Linked DNA regions of Homo sapiens: region 1 is linked to region 2. A link is a contact called in ENCODE Hi-C or POLR2A ChIA-PET data. All regions are on one chromosome and are shown on one strand. The core of a region is the stretch at or near the end of the contact, and the rest is flanking DNA. Distances in the headings are between cores, read along the strand shown. Region 1 holds the start of LINC00334 (long intergenic non-protein coding RNA 334). Region 2 overlaps ADARB1 (adenosine deaminase RNA specific B1).

Region 1 (6,677 bases), core at 3,898-6,397, 96 kb after region 2:
TTAGAACACAGTCCAGGAAGAGATCAGAAAACAGAACCAAGCAGAATTTGAAAAAGTGAACACAACAGATGAACTACATAGTGGAATGAACTTACCATTGGAAGACCACATGGAAAAGGAGAGGGTAACAAAAAAGAAAATATAGAAATACTAAAATATTTGGCTGATAGAAGTGCTAACATCTGGCTAATATAATGTTCATGGACTTTGCCACACCCACAGACTGAAGGCATCACAGATGAAAGGATGTGTCTGAGACGGGCTTAAAACAGCAACAGCAGTTAGTTCCCACCAACTTTCAGCCCCTCACCAGCACAGGGCCTTTGCACTGCCTTGATCTGTTCCCAAGGACATCTGGGACCCAGTGGTGTGCTAGGGCATGGTGGCTCACGCCTGTAATCCCAGCACTTTGGGAGGCTGAGGTGGGCAGATCATGAGGTCAGGCATTTGAAACCAGCCTGGCCAGTATGGTGAAACTCTGTCTCTACTAAAAATACAAAAATTAGCCGGGCGTGGTGGCATGCACCTGTAGTCCCAGCTACTCGGGAGGCTGAGGCAAAAGAATCGCTTGAACCCAGAAGGCAGAGGTTGCAGTGAGCCAAGACCACACCACTGTAGTCCAGCCTGGGCGACTGAGCGAGCCTCCATCTCAAAAAACACACACACACACACACACACAAAAATACTGGGACAGCTGAGCGTGGTGGCTCATGTCTGTAATCCCAGCACTTTGGGAGGCCAAGGCGGGTGGATCACAAGGTCAGGAGATTGAGACCATCCTGGCTAACACGGTGAAACCCTGTCTCTACTAAAAATACAAAAAATTAGCCGGGCGTGGTGGCGGGCGCCTGTAGTCCCAGCTACTCGGGAGGCTGAGGCAGGAGAATGGCGTGAACCCCGGAGGCAGAGCCTGCAGTGAGCCGAGATCGCGCCACTGCACTCCAGCCTGGGTGACAGAGCAAGACTCAGTCTCAAAAAAATAAAATAAAAAATATAACAGGGACAGGCAGCTCCACTAATGGAGAAGACAAGAAGATTCGGATGAAACGATACCGGCCAAGTGTTGGTAATTGTATGTTTGCAAATGTTCATAAGAAGATTTAAAAAGTGCTAGCATAGACTTTTTAAAATGCCATTTATTTGGTACTCTAAGGACTCGTGGGATTTTTTTTCACACAAAAGCAACAACTTTTAGTGCTGTAAAATGTAAATTGTCCAAATTAAAGAAAATAAGAAAAATATCAGGAAGCTTTTAAAATTGCAATCATTTACTTCCTTAGAGAGTCATTTTAAATGTATTTTTGTGGAAACAAGTACTTTATACATCAGCTGAATCTTATGTTGTTCTCCCTGGTCGATTTTCTTTCCTAGCACTGATTAATGACATTTGCATTTGTTTATCTGTCCCACTATGAAATGCAGACATCAGGGGGTGAGAGGCATTGGTTTGTTCATGGCTATTCACTTGGCACAAGCCTGCTATGTTGCAGATATTAAATAAATATATTCTGTATTAATTTTAAAAGTTCCCAGACATACCATGCGTCAGAGCTTTGCCACCTGGGAAGCAGGTTTGCATGAGATGCTTAAATTGAGAAACAAAATTTAGGAAATCTTACAAGAGGTTTACAGTGTAAAAATCAGTACTTTGCTAAGTTTGTGGTGGTTTTTTTTTTTTTTTTTCTTTTGAGACGGAGTCTTGCTATCGCCCAGGCTGGAGTGCAGTGGCGCGATCTCGGCTCACTGCAACCTCCGCCTCCCGGGTTCACGCCATTCTCCTGCCTCAGCCTCCCTAGTAGCTGGGACTACAGGCGCCCGCCACCAGGCCCGGCTAATTTTTTGTATTTTTAGTAGAGACGGGGTTTCACCGTGTTAGCCAGGATGGTCTCGATCTCCTGACCTCGTGATCCGCCCGCCTCAGCCTCCCAAAGTGCTGGGATTACAGGCGTGAGCCACCGCGCCCTGCCTGCGGTGGTTCTTAAAAAGCTAAAGTCAGGCCAGACACGGTGGCTCACGCCTGTCATCCCAGCACTTTGGGAGGCCGAGGTGGGTGGATTGCCTGAGCTCAGGAGTTTGAGACCAGCCTGGCCAACATGGCGAAACCCTGTCTCTACTAAAAATACAAAACATTAGCCGGGCATGGTGGCATGCACCTGTAATCCCAGCTACTCGGGAGGTTGAGGCACGAGAATCGCTTGAACCTGGGAGGCGGAGGTTGCACTGTGAGCCGAGATTGCGCCACTGCACTCCAGCCTGGGGGACAGAGTGAGACTCCGTCTCAAAAAAAAAAAAAAAAAAAAAAAAAGTGAAAGAAAACAACACACATCTTTAATAACCCAGAATTTAGTCTGGGTAATATCAACGTGATAAGGCCAGGGCGACATGGAGACCCAAGTATATGAGAGTACGTCTCAGTCTCTGTCCCACTGGGGCACAGATGGGAATCTCCATTATTTTTCTAATGAACAAAGGTCAAAGATTTTATGTTAATCATTATAAAATCTGTTAATAAGGGAAGTGGTAAGATGTTAAAATTGACTCCGTTGACAAATTGACTAACTCTAATAGATTAAATGAATTAGGGCTTTTATCTGCTTGTCCCAGGCAGAAAACAGTAGGGCCAAAACAGAAGTCAATAACCGGTGGATAATTTTGTCTGACCTCATGAATATTGAATGCTTCATGAATACTGAATGCCTCATGAATATTGAATGTCTTATGAATACTGAATGCCTTATGAATACTGAATACCTCTCTGATGCTCCCATTTTCTCTCCACAGTCTACTGGCTCATGTGTCTCACAGGCTACTGGCCTGTCTGCTCATTTCTCTTATTTTCTATGGATGAGTTGAATACTCTTAGATACTCATAAACAATACTGCAGACACACCTTACACTTTGTCAGCTACGGGATTTGTTAGTTTTCCACATTATGTTGATTCTTTCCTTCTAGGACTTAGAGTGAAGACACATTGGACCTTTCATGCTATCTACCACTTGGGTCAGTTATGAAGCTTTATCTCTCAGTTCCAAATTCAATATTTACGTTCCGCTTTATAATATTGAGGCTGGGACCCTGCAAATATGATGTTCCCATTCTCTGCTGGCTTTATATTCTGCCAAAGGTAGTACAAGAGGGACCATGGCAGACAGGATGAGGGAGAAGGTGATTTCCTGCCATTTGCTTGCTGTTGCTGCTCAGCCGCAGTGCTTCTGCAACTGCAAAGCTGCTATTGGTTCTCATCAGCAGGTTGCTTTGGAGTCTCACTGCCCGCCTTCACAGGTGCCAGTAGCAGGACAGCAGCACTCCACCTCAGAGGCTGAGGTCCAGCTCTGCACAGCCCCTCCTGAACTTCTGTAATACGTAGCAAAATTAATGGGGGAGGGTTTATAAATGACTTTTATACTTGATTTTTTTAATAAGAGATGGGGTCTCTGTCACCCAGGCTGGAGTGGAGTAGCACAACCGTAGTCCACTGCAGCCTCAAACTCCTGGGCTCCTCCCACCCCAGCCTCTTGAGTAGCTGGGACTACAGGTGCATGCTACCACACCCAGCTAATTTTTAAATTTTTTGTAGGAGTCTTGCCATCTTTCTCAGACTAGTTTCGAACTCCTGGGCTCAAGTGATCCTCCTACCTTGGCCTTCCAAACAGCTAGGATTACAGGTGTGAGCCACTGCACCTGGCCTATAGTTGATTCTTATTTAGTGTTTTGCTCCTAAAAGTAATGTTCAATAAACATATACACACAAGTCCTCACTTAGTACATGACCTGAACATTTACCCACATGCTTCATTAAAGTGTTACAAATTAAGTAAGAAGAGTGGTATATAGATGTATTTTCTTGTAATGGCATATCATAAAGTGGGTCAATTAATTATATTAGCTCTACACGTCTTAAATCATAACTTTATTGCTTTTGGTAATTTAATAAGATGTCCTCTATAATTTATTTCTCAGTGGTTTTCTTTTTTTAATATCCTTGAAAAAGCATGCTAACACTTTTATTTCAATTGAAAAAGTAGGTCAGACTTTTCCTGACGAAAAATGTCTAATTTGGTTCACTGGTTTGACAAGGAGGATTAGGGTATATGGAGGACATCTGCCATAAATAGAATGAACTACATCTTCAAGGATTCAATGAAAACACATTTAAAATAATAGTATAATAAAAGCATTTTATCAAAAATATTAAATTGGCCCCAAAAAGCAATGAAATTAACAACATTTTAATGTTCTCAACCCCCTCAAACTATATTAGATTAAATAAGGTGACAGAGAATCAGGGATAAACGACAGTCCCTTGATAAACTGAGACAAGGACAGCCTCTTAGTAAATGTTCCAGAAATTGAGACTGACTGGATAACACATCCTTTGGCAAGTCAAGTAGTTTCTAATCCTTTGCTTTCAAAACACTTGAATGAAAAACCGAGTTGATAGCTGATAAAGCATTAAACTAATTTTTACAGTTTTAAAATTTCAGATCATCATCGGATTTAGGAACTATTACTCAGAAGAGTTCAGAACACAATTGAGGGCCATTGCTATACTATACCTCCTTATCTACATATTCATGCAAACAAAGTTTCCTAACATGGTCTATAAAAATGAAGAGAAAAATATACTTGAGACTGAAGCCTGCCTCACTGGAGCTGAGTCCTCCTGTTCCTTGAGTGTGGGAACCAATCGGCTGGAAAAACAGCCCCACTCTTCTCATTAACGAGGCAGTTTCAATCAAATGTGTTTATGTGTTAATAGTTATCTATCAGTTTGTAACATACATATGTTTTCTGAAAAACTGAAGTGATACTACTTGTGAAAATAACTCAGGAGATATTAAAAGCTTTTGATCACAAAATAAATTTTAAATTTTTGACCCCATTTAAAGCTTTTTGTTGTAGAGAAGTAGGGCGAGGTAAGCACAAAAGACTTCCAGGAGGCAAAGTAGATGGCACTGGGGTCAAATTTTGTGACAGAAGCCGAATCACGTCCAGGAACGACCAAAACTTCCAAAGGAGCAAAAGCTAGTCCTTTTGCGGGGGCGCAGGCAGAAGCGGCGGCAGAAGCGGCGGCAGAAGCGGCAGGCGGAAGCGGCAGGCGGAAGCGGCAGGCGGAAGCGGAAGGCGTCCATCTTTACCGTGTTCAGACCCGGATGAGTCCTAGTCCCCGCCACACACAGGTCGTGGGTTCTCCTTTGAGAGTGACCACTGGTTCCTAGAGCTTTTCCTAAACTGGAGACGGATCCTGCCCTGGGGGTCTCAGTCACCGCGAGGACTCGAGGGTAACTGCCAGAGGTCCCAGGTGGCCCGAGGTGATGCCGGGCGCAGGGAGGGGCTGGGGCGGAGAGAGGGCTGGGGTTTGGGGCCGTGTCGGGGATGAGTGGTGAGGGGTGCCCAGAAGGGGGAGGCAGAGGTTGGTGTGGCCACGGTGGAAGGAGCCACAAACGTGGACATGTAAAGGAGGACCAAAAGGTTTTTTTTTGTAAAGATCAATATTTAGGACAGAAATCACAACCTTTCTATAAAACAAAACAACTGTATAATTTAAAAATTGAATTGTGAGCTAAACGCATATGAGGGGTTACGGGTTTTCAAAATTCAGAGATTAGGAGCAAAACCAAAAACTTGTAGCCCGCTTCCCTGTGAGCCTCTTCTCCAGCCCAGCCCGGCTGCAGGACTCTGGGGCTGCCTTGAGGACGGGGTGCTATTTCTCAGGTTTCGTCTGCAAAGGGGTAAGTCACCCCAAACCAGAGCACTCAGTGGTGGACTTACAGCCAATCCTGAGCTTCTCAAGACACTAGAGTGCACCCCAGCCTGCCTGCCCCCGAGGCCTGGCACCAGCCAGTGCGGCAAACCAGCAGGCAGGGCACTGAATGTCGTCTGAGCTGCAGGGCCCTTCCTGGGGCTGGGGGTCCAGGCCAGAGCCTCTGTGCTGTGTGTGTGTCCTTACTGTCCACGCCCGAGCCTCATTTATATGGAGAACACATTTCTTCTCAGAAAAGCAAACCTCAAGCAGTTGAACTGGAGAATGAGGACAGAAGGGCTTATGCAGAGCCGGGATATTTTTTACACAAAATCAGAGGAGGGCGACCTTCAAACTATTATTTGTTTTTCTCCTTTGGCCTGGAACTAATCAGCTTAGCATGGATGCCTGGGTGTCCCGGTGAGATAGCGAACCCATCTCATTTGGGTGTTTACCTTTTATAAAAGAAAAAAAAATCCATTTCTTATGAGTACATTGTTATTTATTCTAGAACTTCCCTCATAAACCGTCAGTTCATGCTATGTAATCCTATAAAGTAGTTTATTTTTAAAAATCGTTGAAAGGATAAGCAGAAGATCGCCTCTTCCTGGCATGTGTCAAATTGCTTTATATGTAGCTATTCTAGAGCAAAAATGCTGACTGTCCGTTGAATATTGTCACTTGCCAAGCAGAGAGCTGCGCACCCCTTTCACCCATCTGTGGGTCAGTATGCAGTGTATTTGGGGATATGACACAGTTTCTTATCGCTTCCCATCACCTGTCCTGTGTGAATTGAGGCGGAAGTAATCTCTTGAGGATGACCTGTCTGTGTTTAAATTGAAGATGAATATTGCCATGGACAAATCTGATTTGATCATTGAAGGGACAAGCCTCTGTTTTAGAATTCATTGTGTTGTCACTCAGTTTTGCTG
Region 2 (6,549 bases), core at 1,002-3,501:
CTCAAGAGAGAATCATTCCTTTAACAACAAACATGTACTGAGCCCCTGTGGGGAGGCACTGACCGAGGCCTGGGGACAAATGTGGGGACAGACCAGTCCTGTGGGGACAGCTGGCGGGGGTAGAAAACAGTAGAGCTGCCCCACCAGCCAGCGGCTGCTGGGAGAGCAGGGGTGTCCCCGCACCCAGAGGAGGCACCCTGCCGCTCTCCCCCAGGTTGCTTGGTGTGTGCGCTGCAGGGAGAATCCCGCCCCCAGCTGGTGTCCACAGGGGCCAGGGACACTGGTAGGTAGGTGTGGAACAAGGGAGTTTGTGACTTGGGATTGTTTTCTACTTAAAAAATAATCTGAGTAAAGCTTGGTTTAAACAGCATCAAGTTAAAAAAATTCCTAAGAAGTGGTTGGATTCCCAGTTTATATGTGGCTTTAAGGTTCTGAAGAAGTACACAATTAACCACAGAAGTATGACTTGAATAGATAAGAATTTAACAAAATACACACTGTTGGGTGTAAAATCATAAATATCTGAAGTTCTTAGAAATTGGTAATTTTCTTTTAGCTTTGCTGTGCTCTGAGCATGACTAAACTAAAAGTAATGAATCCAGACCTTGAAGACTGGTGTGTGTGTAAAAGGCAAGAAGTGAGAAGATTCACGTGTAGATCCAGGACAATCTGAATTTACTTCTGTTCAGTAGTTCCCAAAGGCTTTTTCTACATGGAGGGACTCGGAGTGACACAGCAGCTCCCTCTTGTGGGCAGATTCCCCTGTGTAAGGTGCTGGAGGCTGAGGTTCCAGCCTGCAGCCGCTTGTGATCCTGATATGTCGAGAGTTCTGGAAGACTGATGACTGCTGACCCCCTTCTTAACCTACGCCATCGCCATGCTGGTGGTGGGGATGGGGCTCTTGGCCATTCCTGCCCCTTGGCTGCCCTTCCTTGGTCTGAGGGTACGTGGGTGGCCCTTCGGGTGTGCCAGGAGCTTTGTGCTTTAGTGACCAACAGTCCCCTGATGTGTGAAGGCCCATCAATCCGATTTAAAATAAAACATTTGAAGTCTCTTCAGAGGACGGTGTGAGGATGTCTGCGTTCAGTGATGGAGCTTGGCCTCTGCCTTGCCCCTGATTGAGGCTCTGAGGGTTCAGATACAGTCTCTGCCCACTGCATGTGAACAGCCTGGTGGGTGTGGAGGGGAGGAAGCCTGTGATGATGGTGGCACTGTGAGGAAAGTGGGGATGGAAGGAGGTGTGCCCAGGAGGCAGGGCAGGAGAGTTCATGGATGTAGGGTTGCAGCAAGTCTGGAAAGCTGGGTTTGTTTTCCAGGGAGATGGCATGGGAGGTGGGCACCCCAGGCAGGAGGGGCTCTGGATATGACTCCAGAAGCCTGGTGGGCTGGAGGGGAGGGAGAGGCTGGGCCTGCTGGGGGCAGGAAAAGGGCAGACCTGTGCTTAATTTCAATTTCTATGGGAGTGATGCCCTCAAACTTAGAAGGGCTTTTGATGAGAAGCGATAGAGTATAGCTCTTGCCCTCCTCAGTGGCATCACTGATTTTTTAAAATGCATTTTAGATATTTGTATTTCTATATTAATTAGTATTAGGATTGGCTATAAGTGACAGAGATGCAACATAATAGGAGCTTAACCAAGAGAAAGGGCTGCATCCTGCACTTGCTATTGTTTGATTTATGAACTTTAGACATTAACTGTGCACTGTTAGTTCACATGGAGGAGGATTTAGCTCCGTGACGTTTCTCCAACCTTCTTTTCCTGTATCATTTAGGATTGATTCTGGGTGAAGGTCACAGCATGACTCACAGTATCTTACACACCTTGGATGTATATACGCACTTCTTATGTCGTAAGTAATCCAGAGGGAGGAGTTTGCTAGAGCTAGTCCAGAGTTCAGCCATCTTAGGGCTCTGGGTGAGTATCGCTGCAGTACAGCAGCAGCAGCTTTAGACACCACTTCTGTGTTTAAGGCAGGAACAACTGAGAAGGAGCAGGCCGTGGAGCTCTTGTCTATTCCTTTTGTCAGAGACATTGTGGAAGCCCTCAGCATATTTTCACCTGTCTTTCACCAGAACTGTGTCTTTCTCCTTGGCAAGAAGTGTGTTTTGTGGCCAGCTTTAGTCACAAAAGAGACAGAAAATGAGCCTTTCATTTTTGTGGCACCCTTGGTAGAGGGGTAGGGGAAAGGGCTTCAGGACGAGCACTGGATCAGCTTACCAAGCCTGAAACCACGCCCCCTGCTGGTCATCCTAGAGACTGAGTGGCCCATGTGCTCGTGGCCTGTGGGCCCTGGGCGGCCTCTCAGTTTCCTGCATGGAAGGCAGCAGAAGCACTTATCTGGCCCTCAGCTCCTCGGTGGTGTCAGTTTGTCTGACCTCTGTCAGTTTGTTGTCTTCTTTTTTTTTTTTTTTTAAGACAGAGTCTCGCTCTGTTGCCTAGGCTGGAGTGCAGTGGCACAATCTTGGCTCACTGCAAGCTCCGCCTCTCGGGTTCAAGCGATTCACCTGCCACAGCCTCCTGAGTAGCTGAGACTACAGGCGCATGCCACCATGCCTGGCTAATTTTTGTAGTTTTTGTAGAGACGGGGTTTTGCTGTGTTGCCCAGGCTGGTCTTGAACTCCTGGGCTCAGGTGATCCACCCATCTCAGCCTCCCACTGTGCTGGGATTACAGGCGTGAGTCACTGCTCCCAGCCTTGTTTGTCTTCTGTGTTACCAAAGTAGAAAACTTCTTCTGTTCTGTAACCTTGGTTCAATCAAAGTTCCAAATTCATAAATGGCACTTATATTATTATGACGATTGCTGAAAGTCATGCCACAGTTTAATTTGCTTTATACTTGGATTTGGTATACTTGATTTTTTGGTTCTGTTTTCTCTTTTTCCTGATTTCCTTGATTTTTTTGGTTCCGTTTTCTCTTTCTCCTGGTTTCCTTGATTTTTTGGCTCCGTTTTCTCTTTTTCCCATATTCTTGCCTGGCATGGAGTGGTAGAGCAGAGTGGGGAATGGAGTTGAGTTTGGATCCAGCGGTCGAGCAAGTGTCTCAACTCCCATGCTCAGCTTCCTCCTCTGTCACGTGGGGCAGGGAAGGTGCCTGTCGGGCGCAGCGAGCGTGGTGAGTGGTAGTGTGGGGCCGCGTGCGCCCGTGGGCCCTGAGCATCAGCACTTCTGCCTCTCCGTGTTCTCTTGTTGAGAGGGACCACTGCCTTTCTTATGCTATCGCCAGCCTTTTCCAGCTTATTCATTCTGTTTCTTGGAACCCATTTAATTCATTCTTCTTGAAATATGTGTATTTTCTATTTTATTTCAAATTGAGACTTACCTTTCTTATAGAATTTGTTTTCTTCTGGGATCTCTTGATTTTTTTAAAATTGGATTTACTGAGGTAAAATGTACAGACAATAAAACTCTTTTTTTTTTTTTTTTTTTTTTTTTTTGACACAGAGTTTCGCTCTTGTCACCCAGGCTGGAGTGCAATGGCATGATCTCTACTCACTGCAACCTCTGCCTTCCAGGCTCAAGCGATTCTCCTGCCTCAGCCTCCCTAGTAGCTGGGATTACAGGCGCCCGCCACCATGCCCGGCTAATTTTGTATTTTTAGTAGAGATGGGGTGTTGCCATGTTGGCCAGGCTAGTCTCAAACTCCTGACCTCGGGTGATCCACCCACCTCAACCCAGCCAAAAATCATTCTTCTAAAGTGTGCACTCTAATATATTCTGACAAATGTATGCCAGTGCCACACCACCAAGCAGCTGAGGTAGAGAATATTCTTACCCCAAAAAGTTTCCTCTTACCCCGTGCAGATGTCCTACCCATCAGGGCCCAGGGCGACCTTGTCTGATGTTGATGTCCCATCAGATGGTTTGTATTCAGCAGAGCACCTAGACCAGGCTGTGAGGTACAGGTCCGCCCCTGGCAGCCCATGCCTTGTAGCTTCTGGGTGGCTCCTGGCTTGGTTGCTGTGGTGTGGAGCGTTGAGTGACCTCTGCAGAACAGCAGATGGTGCTGTAGGGCCGCTTCTAAGACTCAGTGGAGGAGGCTCAGTGGCGTTCTGAGCGGTGGCCACCAGGACAAACCTCTTGTCTTTACACCATCTGTGTGTGTGTGCGTGAGTGTATGTGTGTGTGCATTCCAGTGTGCGTCCAGAAGCCAGTTTCCTTCAGAAAGCTTTCTGTTCCCTGGCTTCATTTTTACCATTTAGAGGACCTGTGAAGCAATGAGATGGAATACTTATAGCTGGTTTAATTCAGTGAGTGATCTGAATTGTAAATAAAATTTTATCAAGTAATTTATAAATTTGATATAATAAATTAAGTCTGCGGAAGGGGCTGATTGTGTTATGGAATGAGAAGTTTTGTACATCTTTTGCAATTCTAAAAATTGTGGCCAGGTGTGGTGCTCAAGCCTATAATCCTAGAACTTTGGGAGGCTGAGACAGGAGGATTGCTTAAGCCCAGGAGTTTGAGACCAGTCTGGGTAACATGGTGAACCCCTGTCTGTACAAAAAATAAAAGTAAAAATAAATTAGCCAGGCATGGTGGCACATGCCTGTAGTCCCAGCTACTCGAGAGGCTGAGGTGGGAGAATTGCTTGATCCCAGGAGACGGGTGGCAATGAGCCAAGATTGTGCCAATGCACTCCAGCCTGGGCGACAGAGCGAGACCCTGTCTCAAAAAAAAAAGTTGTGACTTTGCTGTGTAGTCTTTGTGTAACATAATTTTATGATTCTATTGTTTTAAGCTTAATATTCCAAATAGGTAATAATTATGTTAAAATGCAAAAAATTAGCCTATACTCTCATGATCTAAATATGTAGTAGTGGTTTTACAGAATATATTTCAAAGGATTGCCATTCTGTTTTATTTTTAGTAGCCAGTTATAGAAAGCATTATTTTTAAATAATGCCTAAGAATCTTTAAAGAAATACCTGTCAATGTATGTTCCAGTTTAGTATCAAATTTATATTCAGAGCTCATAAGAATTTAAAAAGTTTCCCAGAGTCTGTAAATGGGGATGGAGCTGTCCTTCAAGGGTGATAGTCCCCCTAGGTTTGAGTTGTCCTCTGCTGCTAGCATAGTACCACCTGAGCTACCTGTGGGCCACCTTCACCACCCGTGGGTCCCTCCAGCCACCCCAGGGACACCTTAGCCTCCCTGGGTCGCCTTAGCCACCCCTGGGCCATGTTAGCCACCACAGGATCACCTTAGCATCCCTGGGTCACCTTAGCCACCCCAGGGTCACCTTAGCATCCCTGGGTCGCCTTAGCCACGCCTGGGCCATGTTAACTACCACAGGATCACCTTAGCATCCCTGGGTCGCCTTAGCCACCCCAGGGTCTCCTTAGCCATCCCAGGGCCACCTTAGCCACCTGTGGGTTACCTCAGCCACCAGTGAGTCACCTTAGCTACCCCAGGATCACCTTAGCCATTTGTGGGTCACCTTACCCACCCTTTCACCTTAGTCACTCATGGTCAGCTTAGCTGTTTGTGGGTCACTTAGCCACCCCTGGGCCACTGTAGCCACCTCTGGGTGTCCTTAGCCACCCCCGGGCCACCTTGGCCACTCTGGGTCACCTTGTCTACCCCTGGGTTACCTGAGCCACCCTTGGTCACTGTCTGTGGGTGCTTGCTTGCTTTAAGCCACATTATGCTACTGCAGCTAATTAAGGTCGCTCAATTCAAGTGTCTCCTTTTTTTGGGCTCCTGCCTTCTTTTTGTTTTTCAAATCGAACACCCGCTATACTCATTTGAGAAGTGTAGACTTTGATTTTTAACCCTAAGTTGCATGGTAAAGTCACCTTTAAAGCCAATGGAAAAAGCTTAATTGAATTCATTTGTTTGAAGAAGTAGAGGAATGTTGCAAGTAGACTGAAAGTTATACTTAGTCTGTTCTGTTTGAAACCATTCTCATTCAGAAAACAGAAATGTGTTTATGTAAAGAAATATGTTACTTGACTTAATATTGTAAGGAATCTTAATTGAGAAAATAAGTAGTTGTGTTTTTTCTTTAACTGGGCAGCATTGTAGCGGGGTGGAGTGTGGGTCCCCAGGTTGGAGAGCTCTGGATTTGGAGTGGATCCTAGCACATGGCCACCATGTGACCTTGGGCAGTGACTCAGCCCAGCTGGCTGCCAGGCTGCTCCCCATGAGGTGGTGGGAGCCGTGTGGGATCTGCCTACTGGGTGTGCAGCTGCTGCGGCCTAAGCGGCGTCCTTGCTTGGTCCCCCCATGAACTCAGGGGTGTGGCCTGGCTCCGTCATGTGTTTTGCAGGGGGATCTGAGGGGCCCAGAAGGTAAGAAATTGCCTACGGCCCTTGGCTAATAGAAGAGGGAGCAGGGCTTTGACCAGGGGGACCAGCTAGTGACTCTGTGCTGGTTACTACTTTACCAACACCATGGCCATGCTGCACAGCTGTGCAGCCTCCACCCACAAAGGCCAAAGCTCCAATGGCATCTGCGATGCTTGTAAAACAAGTAGCAGCCGTGTCCAGCCTGCTGCTCTGAAACCTCAGTCTCCTTTACTGAGATTTGATGATGTTTAAATGAGCAA

Evidence for each region. Hi-C counts contacts between places; a loop is a spot of excess contacts on that map. ChIA-PET counts read pairs that join two places held with the same protein, here RNA polymerase II (POLR2A). Pooled maps may share reads with other maps.
Region 1: a loop to region 2 is called in a map of PC-3, with 12 times the contacts of the local background. The contact joins the promoter of LINC00334 here to the enhancer-like site in region 2. A Hi-C loop is called at or near these places in 8 of 168 maps with a recorded cell type or tissue (Caco-2, GM12878, IMR-90 and 5 more), 4 of 37 single-sample maps with no recorded cell type and 7 of 50 pooled maps. POLR2A ChIA-PET finds 5 or more read pairs at or near these places in 3 of 52 experiments (activated CD8-positive, alpha-beta T cell, common myeloid progenitor, CD34-positive and naive thymus-derived CD4-positive, alpha-beta T cell).

The regions. Positions count from the first base shown.
Region 1 is chr21:45,229,193-45,235,869 of GRCh38, forward strand. It overlaps LINC00334 (long intergenic non-protein coding RNA 334), which reads left to right and starts at 5,148. Exons shown (of 3, transcript NR_135279.1): 1 at 5,148-5,314.
Region 2 is chr21:45,136,525-45,143,073 of GRCh38, forward strand. The region is part of intron 2 of ADARB1 (adenosine deaminase RNA specific B1); the gene reads left to right. Among named protein-coding and RNA genes, the nearest start is that of ADARB1, 65 kb to the left of the region's middle. RefSeq lists an enhancer at 2,150-2,444. Within about 2 kb of position 2,252, at least 5 of the 41 ENCODE cell types and tissues checked have a DNase peak (open chromatin) inside an H3K27ac peak, as active enhancers do; they include PC-3, where a contact is called at or near this core.